Regions from separate parts of the Mus musculus genome. Here region 2 is linked to region 1. Evidence: chromatin loops called from intact Hi-C (ENCODE). Cell type or tissue: gastrocnemius. All regions are shown on one strand. Links, peaks and the distances in the headings refer to the core of each region. The heading gives the core; the rest is flanking DNA.

Region 1 (2,915 bases), core at 272-2,771:
TGTGCTGACCTGAGGCTGCTCGGATGCCATAACTAAATCTGACCGCAAGTTCAATTTAATGTTTACAAGGCACACAAAGCTAGAAAGCAGCTTTTCATTCGTTTGTGTGGTGGTGTGAACACGTTGGTCTGGTGATTTCTGAATAATAGTTTTAGGGGAAGACTTATTGAGAAAGAACAAAAGTGTAGGTACTCCTTGCTGCCACTGGGCAAAGGGACACAAAATAAAAAGAGTAGAGACAAAGAAAAAGATACTGAAAAGTCCATTGGGTAGACCTTACTTGACAGAATCAACAAAACCCTGATAGAGTTTGGCCTGAGTCTTAAGTAACTCCAGATATATACCAAATGCCAGGTAATGTTGAGAAAGACATTTCTCCAGCCTGTAATTTGATATCAGTCTAAAAATGATGGAGTTAGATTTGACCACTTGCAAACACCTCACCATTGCTAAAATCACCGCTTTTCTGACAGAAAGTTATGTAGGCTGTTCAGTCTACTATCAACTGTGCATTCACAATTCTCAAACAGTAACCTCAGCCCCAGGGAGTGCTACTAAGCATTTGTGTACATAGGAAAGTAAGAATTCTTTTTATGTTTACTCAGGCTACAACATAAATGTAGATGGCTCTTGCCTGCCCCTGCAGAAGGCACTGTGTGATCAGATGCCCTGTACATGTTCAAGGTCACAGAAATCATTGTTGCCATTGCTTTGGGCTAAGGCTGCTTAGAGAATCAGGGTTAGTTTAGTCTATCAGACGCTGCCCTGCTGGTATTAACAACACATCCAGTGTTCTTCATATACTTGTGCCCATATGGAACTAGCTTATCTCAGATCTTGTCTGCATCTGAAGCAAGACATTTGTGAGCCAACAGACAAGCAGTCGGTGATCTTATCCCAGACCCAGACTTGCAGGTTGAGTTTAAATAAACAGGCAAACAAGCTAGGGAAAATATCCCTGAACACACAAGAGGAAAGCCATGTAGCTCATCAGCAAAAGTAAGCTTGCAACATCAGCCTCATTAGCACGGCCCAAAAAACAGGAGACGTCAAGTTACTGGATGGCAAGGATGTGATAAGAAACTTGATAATGCCCATCTGCTGCTGGGGTCAGGTCTGCCTCAAGCAGGAACCTGGCAATGCGCACATGCACGGAGGGCTTCGTGTGTGATGAGTGCTCATGTGTGTTTAAAGGAGCTGTGGGTGGGACAGTTAATATAGGGCTTTTCCATCCAGGAAATCTATATCCATTCCAAAGCCTGGACTTATTAAAATCTTGAAGTCTCTCACATCTGTTACAAGGCATGTATCATAGTTTAGGCACACTACTGGGTGCCGAGAGCTGGGTCTGAGGTTACAGGCTCTCTCATTGCCAACCCAGAGATCGTTATTATTGGCAGCCTTCGGGGCTTAAGAAGCATGATTCTAAGAAGAGCCCTCATGCTGGAAGGCTGTGAGCTGGCCAGCTGTGGTGGTCCCAACAGTGGATACCCCAAACCTCTCGGCTCAGTGTAACCAGAGCTCCTGTGAAAGAAGCTGCCCCCTGAGGTTTTTCAACAGCTTTAAAATTCCCCTAATAACTCATTCATAGTTCCTATTCCCTGGACCACCACCATGTCGATGGAAACTGAGTTGGGTCCAAACAGGATGAACTAAGCTTCTGTCCAAGCAAAAAACGTTATCCCAGGGCTGAAGGGCTTTAAATGGACCACGGATAATGTTTTATTGCCCCAGCACCAGGGTGAACTCAGCCCCCCACACTTAGCCTCACCTTTCACAATGTTATTTTTAGAATTCTCATTACACCCAGCTTAAACTCTAAAAATATGGTTCCCAGGAATAGCAGAACCTAGTTTTAATTGTGCAAAGAGAAACAAGTGCCTGTAGTCTCTGATTACATATGATGTTTCATGGGGCTGACATCACTGTGAGGGACATGCTCTCCGGCTGTTGGACTCAATTCATTTCATTTTGCTTTTCCACCCAGCTTCTTCAGCACTGGGGTTGTCTCTACAGCCAATGCTTGGATTTCTGATGATGTGAAACAGTATCCCTGTTTAGGAGAATTCACCTCCAAGGAGTGCCCTTGAGCCTTTCCAGCCTATCCAATGCTGGACAACCCCACACTGCCAGCTGTCTCTCTCACTGGGAGGCAAAGGTCCTGTGGTAGAACAGCTATGGAACCCGACAAATGGCACTGGGGTCTGTACCTTGATCACCAACCACTGAGACCTCAGGCACACATTTAGTCTTCTTTACTCTTCCATGAAAAACAATCATAGGTATCCTGCTGATAAATGAAATAATTAACCTACTCTGTAGAAGCCTAAAAAAAGTATCATGTTTTTACTTGACTAATATTTATACTAGTCAAAATCCCCAAAACAATAAGGTGGCATAAGAGGCTTATGTATGCGTGTATCGGGTCCTAATAAAGCACACATGGGGACATTCATGGCAGTGTAGCAAGCCAGCGCGAAGTGCCACACTATGAAGCTGAAGCCCAGCCTGGACTCTGAGATCACTTTCAAGGATGCACTTTCTCATGAACTCAGGCTGGTCCTAGAAAGAGCTGAGGGCAGCCATACTCTCTGTTCAGTGTAGTTGGGGGCTAAAGACACAGTGTCTAGAAAGACGCTGTCTAAGCCAGAGCACCTAGCTTTGCCTCTCATTTCCAAAGTGATCTATCTTGGGCTTCTCACTTAAGATTTTATACCTCTCCTTCTGCAGCTTAGAAATGCATATGTTGTACATGAGCTGGACCGAGGTTCCCCAAACACATGTACCAGATGTGCAGCTTGGTCTTCATGCAGGTTCTCCAACAACTGGAGCGGGGCTGTCCCTAACTCTGTTGCCTACCTATAGATCCTGTTTCCCTACCTGGCCTGCCTTTTCTGGTCTCAGTGGGAGAGGAT
Region 2 (2,915 bases), core at 89-2,588, 130 kb before region 1:
TAACAGAAACTAATCACTACCCAGCTTGAGAACGAAACAAGGCTGAAGCTTTAGCACCCTGACCCAAATCAGCCGACCTTCTTGGTTTTTCTTGCTGTGTTTCAGAATGGCACCATTATAAAAGGAAACCAGTACATCTGGAGTTTGCTGGCTAGTACCTCTTTCTTCAGACCTCCATGAGAAGTGGGATCTACTGTCTTTAAGAAAACTCTCTCAAAAATGCCCAATCTTCCAAAAACCTAATTCACAGGCACCACGTCAGATCTTAACCTGATCTGATTATTGAGCCCCTGCTTTTAGGGAGACAAGTAGTCTTAGTCTTGGCTGAAGTGAACTCACATGAGTTGTTACAGTCAGTGAAAGGTAGAGAAGGCAATAGTCTGGCCCATCCACCCAGAGCATATGAGTCTTGCTTCTGCTCTATGATGGACTCTCTGGTCTCCATGGTGACATTCTCTGCTCTGTGTTAGGAGACTCATCTATAAATGGGGATCTCTTGCCCCTAGACATTTCAGCTGCTCAATGGCCACATACTTCATAGAAGAATAAAGTTTCCACACCCTTCTTTTCCTAAGGGGGATACAAGCTGAGTGTACTGGCTAGTTTTGTGTCAACTTGACACAGGCTGGAGTTATCACAGAGAAAGGAGCTTCAGTTGGGGAAATGCCTCCACGATATCCAGCTGTAAGGCATTTTGTCAATTAGTGATCAAGGAGGGAGGGCCCCTTATGGGTGGTGCCATCTCTGGGCTGGTAGTCTTGGTTCTATAAGAGAGCAGGCTGAGCAAGCCAGCGGGTGGGGGGGAGCCAGTAAAGAACATCCCTCCATGGCCTCTGCATCAGCTCCTGCTTCCTGACCTGCTTGAGTTCCAGTCCTGACTTCCCTGGTGATGAACAGCAATGTGGAAGTGTTAGCTGAGTAAACCCTTTCCTCCCCAACTTGCTTCTTGGTCATGATGTTTTGTCCAAGAACAGAAACCCTGACTAAGACACCGAGTCTCCACTTAGACGCTTGAATTCTCAGACTACATGAAGTTCCAAGGACTTCCCATAGGTTTGCCCAGCAATTAGAGTCAGCTTGATTATATGAAACCTTCCCTTCCTCTCAGAAAATCAGAAGGGAACCAACACACACACACACACACACACACACACACACACACACACACACACACTGACTTATGGAACTAAACTCTCACCAGAGCCCCCAATATGCTGTTGTCTATCTATGCTATAAATAACTTTCCTAACTTACCCAATCACTTACCCAAAATGACAAACTACCCCAGTGTCCCCTTTGAACTCTAACCCTGAGACCTTTCACCTATGACATATACCAAAATGCATACATGGAGAGAAGAGAAAAGCACAACTTCTGCTCAGGACCCTGGGCAGCTGCCAGAAGGGCAGCCTGGAGCACTGACTTGGACTGCTGGCTGTGGGGCAGGGTTGCTCTGACCAGGTGGTCCTTCCTGAGTAGGTCCTTGTGAGAATCATGGCATGCTTTGCCCAGCTCTTCCCCATCACACTTGGCTGGACCACCTCTTCCCAAGCCTTACAATTGGACCTCAAACAACATCCCAGTTAGGATCCAGCAGGAAGAGCTCAGTGCGACAACTTCCTCACTGCTGTGCTGTATGTCACCACAAAAAGAGGTCAATTCACATCATCCCCTTCGTGGCTAAATAGCTCAGGAGCAGCAACAAGCTGATTCCTGAGCCCTGCAGCCACAGTCAGGCCAACCATTCCTTATTCAGTCTGTGCACAGCTAGTCAACCTCTCCAGAGAGGATATATATATATATATTTTAACTCGAGACTGATATGCAGGTGTAATCCCATGGGGACCATTTGTCACCCTTCTGGCCAGCAGCTCTGTGAGACACTAATATTAGAATCAAGTTTCCTCAGCCTTTGAAAACTTTAGTATAGAATGAGATTACACAGTCTCAATTCCCCTCTTAAGAAACTTGCTTGATCTCCTAAGTCCCACAGAGGATAATCTCTCGCAGGACAGCTCAGGTGACAGTACACTCTTTCTCCATTTCAGGGGGATGACTGCAAATCCGTGTCCTGGTCAGGAAGGTCACAGAATGAGCCCAGGTTAGATAAGCAGGACACATCCTTCATCTAGCTTTTCTCCCTGGAGGAGAGAGCATATTATTGAATATCCTTGAAAATATTTGCAAAAAGTTCATTGTGAGGAAGGTGAAGTGATTTAGGAGAATTAGAGACCAGCAAATCTGTGTTTGAATCCCAGTTCTTTTTAGACTGAGACTGATGAATTAGCTTATTCTTCAACCTATCTGAGGCATGACCTCTGCCTCTGTTAAAAAGAACAATGGCTGTCAGCCTTTGGAGGGCCTTGTAATGATTAGTCATATGTGTTTGAAGTGTCTGGCCCAGAGTAAGCTTTCAATGCGACCTGGTTATTCTTAGGAGTGGAGTAATCGGGGGTTTATTTAGAGGTTCTTGGATGGTATGGGCAGAGATCAGTGGGGATGAGGCTCAAGTTCTTCCCTGAGTGTTCTCTGGGGAATGGCCAGACTGAGGACAGGACCCAAGACTACACGACCCATCAAACTGCCCAGTGGTGGCATCTCTCTGGCATTAAGAAAAGTTGGTAGTACATTGGCCAGTAAGAATAAGAAGATATGGAGTGACAGTTATGCTGTGTAGCTGGAGCTTGGCCAGCATTACAAGGTCCCTATTACACCCACCTGGCCCAGCCCATCTCCTGGAGATCCTTCTTCATAGGTGCCATGACTCTATGCAAGGTGACAAGAAGAAGATGTAAACCAATGTGGCCTTATATGGTTTTATCAGAATGTCATAGCTTTTCCCAGAAAGAAGCCAAGGTGTAGCTCATATCTGTACACCTTGAGCCCTGGCGTCCTCCAATAAATGGGTAGACAGC

Evidence for each region. Peaks named below come from ENCODE experiments on the same cell type or tissue, not always from the same donor. Only the 100,000 strongest peaks of a DNase experiment are listed, where the experiment ranks them.
Region 2: a loop joins it to region 1, with 2.2 times the contacts of the local background. A loop is called at or near these places in 3 of 42 quality-filtered maps.

Annotation. Positions count from the first base shown.
Region 1 is chr1:183,806,050-183,808,964 of GRCm38, reverse strand. The region is part of intron 2 of Gm34068 (predicted gene, 34068); the gene reads right to left. Among named protein-coding and RNA genes, the nearest start is that of Gm34068, 59 kb to the right of the region's middle. In gastrocnemius, for the core only: no CTCF peak of the experiment used is centred there; no DNase peak of the experiment used is centred there; H3K4me3 peaks cover 260 bases; H3K27ac peaks cover 2,391 bases.
Region 2 is chr1:183,930,977-183,933,891 of GRCm38, reverse strand. No RefSeq gene overlaps it. Among named protein-coding and RNA genes, the nearest start is that of Gm34130, 4.9 kb to the left of the region's middle. In gastrocnemius, for the core only: no CTCF peak of the experiment used is centred there; a DNase peak (open chromatin) is centred at 1,497; H3K27ac peaks cover 1,339 bases.